Linked DNA regions of Homo sapiens: region 1 is linked to region 2. Evidence: read pairs that join two places in POLR2A ChIA-PET (ENCODE). Cell type or tissue: MCF 10A. All regions are shown on one strand. Region 1 has its middle 250 kb from the start of LINC02667. Region 2 has its middle 180 kb from the start of LINC02667.

The links. ChIA-PET counts read pairs that join two places held together with the same protein. Peaks named below come from ENCODE experiments on the same cell type or tissue, not always from the same donor. Only the 100,000 strongest peaks of a DNase experiment are listed, where the experiment ranks them.
Region 1: POLR2A ChIA-PET joins it to region 2 with 5 read pairs; 2 of 35 experiments call an interaction of 5 or more read pairs at or near these places.

What each region holds. Positions count from the first base shown.
Region 1 is chr10:129,161,814-129,165,813 of GRCh38, reverse strand. No RefSeq gene overlaps it. Among named protein-coding and RNA genes, the nearest start is that of LINC02667, 250 kb to the right of the region's middle. In MCF 10A, no CTCF peak of the experiment used is centred here; a DNase peak (open chromatin) is centred at 2,103.
Region 2 is chr10:129,094,951-129,098,950 of GRCh38, reverse strand. No RefSeq gene overlaps it. Among named protein-coding and RNA genes, the nearest start is that of LINC02667, 180 kb to the right of the region's middle. In MCF 10A, no CTCF peak of the experiment used is centred here; a DNase peak (open chromatin) is centred at 2,430.

The DNA of each region.
Region 1 (4,000 bases), 67 kb before region 2:
TTGTGGTGAAACCTTTGTAGAACATCTGCAAATGGATTGCATCTGTGAAATACACCAGCATATGATTTTGGAATCAATAGCTCAGACTTTTTTTCTTTTCAATTGAATTTTATGGGGATGGGGGCATAGAGAAACCCATCCAAATAAAAATTATTTTGGAATTACAGATACATTAGCAGTATTTAAATACCAATGGGGAATAGTGTATGCACATAAACATTTAAAATAATGCCAGTAAAAATTATAGTGACTCATTGTATAGACCACCCTGCGTTGCTGGTTTTGAGCACAGAGCTATTTCTGGATCAACATTGTGCTTTAATATATCAACCTCAACATACTGTTGTCATTAAAGTTCCTAATAAATGCAATTTAATTTTTAATGTGGCAAATTGTGTATTGTACAGATGCTGTGTTCTTGTTTGGAGGAAATCTTAGGGTCATTTCTTATACAAAGCACTTTCCACTCACAGCAGAGCCAGACTTACGGCTTCAGCTGTATTTCTTGTGTCTGTGTCCTCATTCCCTGAGTGTGAAAACTTTATTGCTCATTATCTACTGGGCTGTGATGAAGTGATAGATGATTTATTGGGAGCCAAAAACTGTGTTTCAATGGTGAACATTTTTATCCTGTTGTGATGCGGTTCTGCCAGCCTCCTCTAACTGCCGAGGCAACAAATAAAGAAGGCTTCATGCTGGAGGGGCTGGCGCTCCTCATAAAGGTCCACATTTCACATCACACTCTGTTCCTAATTTGATTCAATTCCCTTTTGTTGCTTAAAAATTCAATTTGTTTAATTGAGCTGTTTGACAGTAAAATCTGAATTCCATGCATTTTAACCATTCATATTAAATTTCCCTCTGTATAGTACTTTTATTAATGTGCTTTATAGGCGGAGGCATAATTTAAATTTGGTGACCTCACAAGCTTATAAAAGGATTTGACTTCTTGTTTTTTCTCAAATCTAAATTAAAATGAATGAATGCAAACCAATGGTACAGTTGTGGTTTCTTTACTCAGTTTAACGAGTCAAGGAAAGGGACCTGGGGTATGAGAGTATGAGGTGTGAAGGTGTGTACGTGCATGCTTTTTTAGTGTATTTTCATATTTTAATAGATGACATAATATGGGGGTAGCAGTGAAAGTCTAAATGACCTGCCTTTAACAGTTAAAACAGCAAGTCTCTATCTTCCATTAAAATTGTAGGTGAGGTATTGTATCACGGAATATACAATGTCTGCTTTTTACAGGGTTACACATTTATTGACATTTAAATAGCTGAACATCTTTTCCTTTAGGATTAATAAGATACACAGAAACTAACGTAAGATTTTTGAGGTTTACTAAACTTCAATCAGTAAAATTTAATAGCAATATCCGAGTCATTATGTGTGTGTAGAATGCCGTGTGACTTTACAAACACTTTTAAGCAATGAATTATGTTACAAGAATGGGTTTCTGTGTATCATTATGTCCAGGTAAATGCCAGAATGATGACATAATTGGTCGTTGGGAGTAAAATACAACCCCTGTAAAATGTTACTAAGGTAAATGTGGAAGGATTGTAATTCATTATACATAAACATGACTTCTAGGTATTTACCATCTTATGAAATATAGACTAACTTGATCTTACCCGTCATTGTTTCTCTCTTGCCTTTGTTAGTTCGTTCAGCAATGGAACCATGTCTCGGCTTCAAAATAGCTAATTCCTTTTTATTCAACCGTTTTCCAGGGCACCCCGGTGAATTTCACGTCTCTTTTCATACACTGGAGACCAAGTATTCTGTAAATGCTAAATCCTAAAAACTGGCCTTAATAAGAATGGTAGTCCACCAATTTCAGACAATGATAAATTTATGACTTTGGATTAAAGGTCAGATGTCTATTTCAGACATTAAAACAGCCCAATTTCATAATACCCAGCACCTTAAGGAAAGACATTTTTGCACACTGGTGCCTGTGAGTTCCTGCTAAAGACATATAGTAATAGTTAGGAAGTCAAGAAGCTCATTCCCTACCTGTGCAGTGCGTTTTCCTTTCGCCCTAGGCAACTGTTTAACTTTTAACCCTCTTGTTCACACAGCGTACATGCATAAAAGTACAATGTACCACATAAGGAAGCGGGTCTTGCAACATTTGTTCTATGCTGTTTGCTGTAAGACACATTACTCATGTTTTCAGACATTTTCGGCTGTCCCAAAGTAAGAAGTCATTTTCTGCAAATGGCTACTTCGGCTTTAAATTTGTTCGGTTTCAGGTCATCTTGGCCCCTCCAACATCAACAGGGATCTAACTAAGAGAAAGAGGCTGGCATAAAAATGCCTTGGAAAGGTTTTAGTTTGGCCATTCTTTGGCCAACTAAACTTTGGTGTTTGATTTTTTAGTATTTAATCAGGCCTCTACTCTTTGACCCAGCCACTCCCCAGTCATGTCCGGGCCGAACTGCTTTATAACCACGAGGTGTCTGTTTCCCTCCTAAGACTCTTGAGCTTCCTCCTCTGATGAATGATCTTGACCATCACTTTGTGTTTTCTCTTCTGCTCTTGGGCCCAGCACTGTGCCAGAGCAGTGGTGGCGGGGATGACGTCCCATGAGGCACCTGCACAGCACGGGGCAAAACCATGGACCCCCGCGGTTAATTAACAGCAACGGAGAATTGAGAATAGATCATGAAATTGTCTGGAATTAGGGCTCTTTCTACTCATGGAGTCCATTATTCCAAGCTTGGGGTAACCGCTTCATGGACATTCAAAGCTATGGGGGAAAGTGAGGAAGATGAGAAACTCCACAGAATCCAAACCCACTCCTGGCTCCTCCAGGTGAATGGGTGAGAGGCTTCAGGAGGAAGTTCCTCCCGGAGGCCTTCTGTTCCTGCTGCAGGACCCGCAGCAGCAATAGGAAAATAGTAATGTGTCTAACCTTGTTTACCCCTGCACACCCTGCGTGCATTCAAGGTGTTCGTTTCCCCTTCTTAAATTTTTTCCAAAGGCCATCCCAATTCGTGTTGTGGAAAAGGATGAGATTAAACGGGTGAGGTTTCCTCCATGAATATTCCTGAGTTGATAAAGGTGCATTTTTCCCATTCTATCCAGAATCTAGCCAGTGGGAAACTGAGAAACTCATAAAAAAAATACCTTATGTATTCTAGAAAGGGACTGTGCTCTTTAATTGAAAGAAAAACAACAAACAGGTCTTTGGGATATGGGTGAAATATGCTATTTAAAGGGAAAGTGAAATTACCTTGACTGTAGCCTTTTTTTTTTTTTTTTTGGATAAAATTCAAGATAGACTAGCTCCTTCCTAAGTCTGCTTTGATCTAAATAATAAGCTTTTGAGGTGCTAATGCATAGGCAATGGGGATTAAAGAAATAAAGATGAAGATTATACAGATGGGTAAAGGAAATTTAAAAGGCATTTCCTAAACCTTGTAGCTCTCCCCGCTAAAACCTTCATGGTAGCAAAAATCAAAGGAGAATGTTAAAGAGTCAACAGTCAGGAGCCTCTTTTTTGTCTGGGAAGTAGATGATTAACTGTAGAAAAGACAGTCACGCTGGGTTTTTTTTACCTCTTGCCCACCTCCTGCTGAATGAACAGGAGAAGTCGCAGATTGGAGCCTTCCACACACTGGACAACTGAAAGTTGACTCTAGATTTTTAATATCCTCAATGTGATCATAAACCTATGGAGACTGCACAGAATTTGTGTTTGTTTCTGCAACTTTCTGAATCACCGTCTTTTTCTATAGTTTGTTTTTCATCATTCCCTTCCCCCTACCCCCAGAAATAAGTTTAAGGTCACAGTTGTGTTTTTATTTATTTATTTTTTTATTATTGAGACAGAATCTCACTCTGTCACCCAGGCTGGATTGCAGTGGTGCGATCCCAGCTCACTGCAACCTCTGCCTCCTAGGTTCAAGCGATTCTCATGCCTCAGTCTCCTGAGTAGCTGGGATTACAGGCATGCACCACCACGCCAGGCTAATTTTTGTATTTTTTG
Region 2 (4,000 bases):
GATCATGGTGACTATGGCCATAACAGCCAGTGCCCTCCTCATGCTAGGGCCCATTCCTGGGGAGGTTGGAACCCAGACTTTCTCCCCAAGTGTCTTTTCACCAAAGGTGACCACTGTCTTCATGCACTCAAAGATTGGCCAAAGCTTTATGCTTTCAGATTTTGACTTGTGGCAAGAACAGTTCTAACATGGCCCCCAAGATTCCCACCTTTGGGCACACATGGCCCGTATGTTCTCCCCTTGAGGGCGGGAGGTCCTGTTCTCCAGGGGAGGGATCACAGGCCATCGATCATATTTGGAGTGGGAAGAAGAGTTAAGTTGTGGCACATGAAGAGTTGGAAGTGCCTTTGGGACACTGGGGTGAAGACGGCAAGTGCTGAGTCCACCACGCTGACTGCAGTGATTGCTGCAGAGGCAGCCACCCTCCCTGATGCCTATAGGCCTGGACTTAACCATTCTGATCCTCTGCTTCCCCTGCCTGTGTTGGGCTAACTCAAAGGAAGCATCTAGAAGCTGCCTGGCACTTGCTCAGTGCTGGAGCATGGTAGCTGTTGTGAGATGCCCGTCTGGACCGCAAGAGAGAGTTTCAGGCCAAAACTTCGATTTGTGAGTTATCAGCAAAAACAGTAAGTGAAGTCTTTGGGACAAATAGGGTCATGGGGGTGAAAGTGTCCTCATTCTTAGAATTCCTTCCTCACATGTCTCAGTAATGCTGAAAAAATCAAAACGTTGTTTGCTTTACAGTCCGAAGTATAAAAATTAAATGCGATCATTTCTGTCTTGTTGGTCCTTCTCCCAGGATTTTAAATCTGGACTTGCTTCAGATTTCTACACTCATTGAGGAGCATCACAGGCAGCACTTGGGCTTTGAGTTTATGTACTACTATTCCCCAGCTTCTGTTCTTTGCATCCTGACTCAGAAGCCTCAGAGAAGCCCATTGGGGTTTTTGTGGTGTTCCTGGGCCACTTCCAGTGGGGGAGTTAAGGGTGCCTCTCACAATCCAGCTGCACCTCACCGGGGAAGGCCAGGGTGAAAAGAGCTGTGTCCACAAGCTACAAAAAAGCCTTAATAGTTGCAGTAGGAATAAAATGCCATCTTTGAGTCTGATGTATATGCGTGTGGGCACACACTTGCAATACATATACACATATACATACGTGCACATGCACATACAATACACATACATACATATGTATACATGCATTCATGTGCCCACGTAATTTCCCTGACATAGTAGCTGTCTCTGCATATCAGCTCTCCTATTTTGAAATTCTCATTGGTCATAACTCAGCCATCTCCAGTATTCTGCAGGGCATCTGCCAGGCACCCAGTTGCATGCCCGCAATAAGCCACAGCCAGGGAATGTGCCCCTTTGTCCAAACTGCTTTAGACTCAAAACCTGGAGAGGGTGATAATTTGGGATTCACAAAGTTTTGAGATCCGTGTTGGGTGTGGGCTAACAAGCTGCACTAACTCCTAGGTGTGCAAAGAGGGTTTTCTTCTATTATAAGCAAATGCAAAATATCTCAGCTAAAGTAAAATCCTAGTGGGTGTCAACATTTGCTACAGCAGTATGGCTAGGTATGAAATGTATAGAGAAATGGACAAAAATGGCACAGGCATAGTCGGAGTGCATTCTCGCCAATCAAGAGATACACCCAAATGTGTTGAACCAGAGTCAACATTACCCAGCATTTGAATCAGTGAAAATCCCAATAATGACAATAGCAGTCCCGTATTTGTCAAGCTTTTAGGCGCCCAGCACTTTATACATGCATTAGCTCAATTCACATCTCCTGGTGCATTTTTTGCTTGGGTACATGGTACTGTCTGGACTTCAGAAAATTGAAAGAAAACCTTTGCAAATTAAAGCAACAAAAGAATTTTCACCATATAAGATAAATTACTGGAATCAAAAGTCCCTGCAACGTCACCAGGATTATTCAGACACATTTAAACTCACAGCAAACAGGGTATTCATCCTCATATGTTTACTGTGATGATACACTGTGGAAAACTGGTGGCCCTTAGACTTTCTTATTTGATTAATACCTCAGCGTTTTTTCTGCCAGATCCTGCTCTCTTCGCACATTGCCCGTGTCTATAAGAAAACACTGTCTGGTTTGGGACAGAGTCCAACTGTCTGCAGGCACAAAGAGGACCTGATACGACCCCTTCCTCCAGAAGAGGGTTTCCCAAGCCCCTGCACATTCTCTGTGTTAATCTAGGCTATTTCGAAACCTGGGGTTGTCATTGACACTTTTGGCATGGACTTTCCTTGTGAATCAGAAATGAAATATGCTGTTTTCCTGCCATATAACAAGAGCCTGCACTCCTTGCGTAAGAATGCAAAAAGCCATTTTAAAACGTGTGTGAATAGAGTTCTAAGTGCGGTGGGCTGAACTGGTAAAAAATAATATTCAGCTCAGCACTTTGGCAGAGATGACAATTATGAGGCAGACTCATTTGTTTACCTTCCCAGCTAGAGAAGACACGTGGAGGCAGCAGCCAAGAGGAGGGTCTAAGTTGGGAATAGGGAACAGGGCTTGGCTCTGGTTCTATTGATTTTGGCAAAACTTCCACATGAAAAATTATGCCTCAGATAAAAATAAATTATAATCTACAAGTATTTGAATGAGAAGGGTTCCCTGTGAAAACTTCATAAATGAATGCTAATTCAGTTACCCATTTGTAGCCATGAAACATAAGCAGTCACGTTATTCTGAGGAGCTTGTTTTGGAAAAGATTGTACAACCCATGAAGCAATTCTTCACGAAGTGCATAAAAATGTCAGCTTATGTATAATTTATACGGCTGATGTTAGTTATGGTCTGTTTAATAGTATTTAATGCTGTCATATGACATCATTCTTTCATTTACCAATTGGAAAAAAAAATAAAAAGACCAATCAAAAACATTTTATAGAGTAAGAAATATGCTTATTGAATTTGATTAAAATTGTAGGAGGTGATAAACAGATTCACTGGGGGAGGTATCTTTAAAAGATTTTTAAAAAGAGTTATGGCGGTGGAGCATGTACAGTCTTTACTCTATGGTTATTTTAATCATAATTTACTTACTGCGTGTGTGTTATCTAACGTCCTGCTAATGTGCCTTAAGCAATTCATTTTGCCGACAGCACAGTAAATTGCTATATAGCCTTGGCCCTTTATTAGTAGCGATGATTAAATCCAGTTTTAGTTGTACTTACTACATTTTCTCCACTGCCTACCGGGCATCCCTGTAGCGGGGAGAGGAGTTGCTGCCTCCATCCTGAATCTCTCCATCCTTTAACCAAAAATTCATTCTGCATATTTTCAGCAAGCTATACTTCACCTCTGTTTACACTAACTCTATTTTCCTACCACGTAGGATATTTTTGGTGCTGTGTGAGAAAGTAGGACAAAATATTTGAAAATGTTGTATTAAATAAAATATAGCCCTTGCTTTTTCTCTATGCAGTAGAAGCACTGGATAAAAGAAAACCTACCCTTTCTGCTGTGGTGTGTGTGTGTGTGTGTGTGTGTGTTTGTGTGTGTTTGTGCGCACGTGCCTGAATCCTAGAAGAAACCAAGCATTGACTTCATATATTATGGGACCAAAGCATTTGCCTATGTTAACTCTGTGGGTGAATTCTTATAAGTACCTGTATTATTTTAGCCCAGGAAGCAAGCCGGAGTGCATTTGTGTGAAATGGATTATAGAAGATGAAGTTACAAACTCCTATACGTCATGAACACTGGCCCACAGTTTTGAGTTTTACTGGTGGGGGTGGGTATAACACAGATTTAGTTTCCAGGCCCTCACTAAACCTGTGCAATGTGTCTAAGACCCTCATTCTACTTGCAAGTGGATTTCCTTGCCTCCACATTTGGGTTTGATCCAGGGTTCTGTACTTAATCTGCGGAAGACATTTGGCAAGTTTGACCTGGAGTCACAGAATGAGTCCTATTGAAAGCTGGCCACTCAGACCCAAATCCAATCCTGATGCTTCCTGGA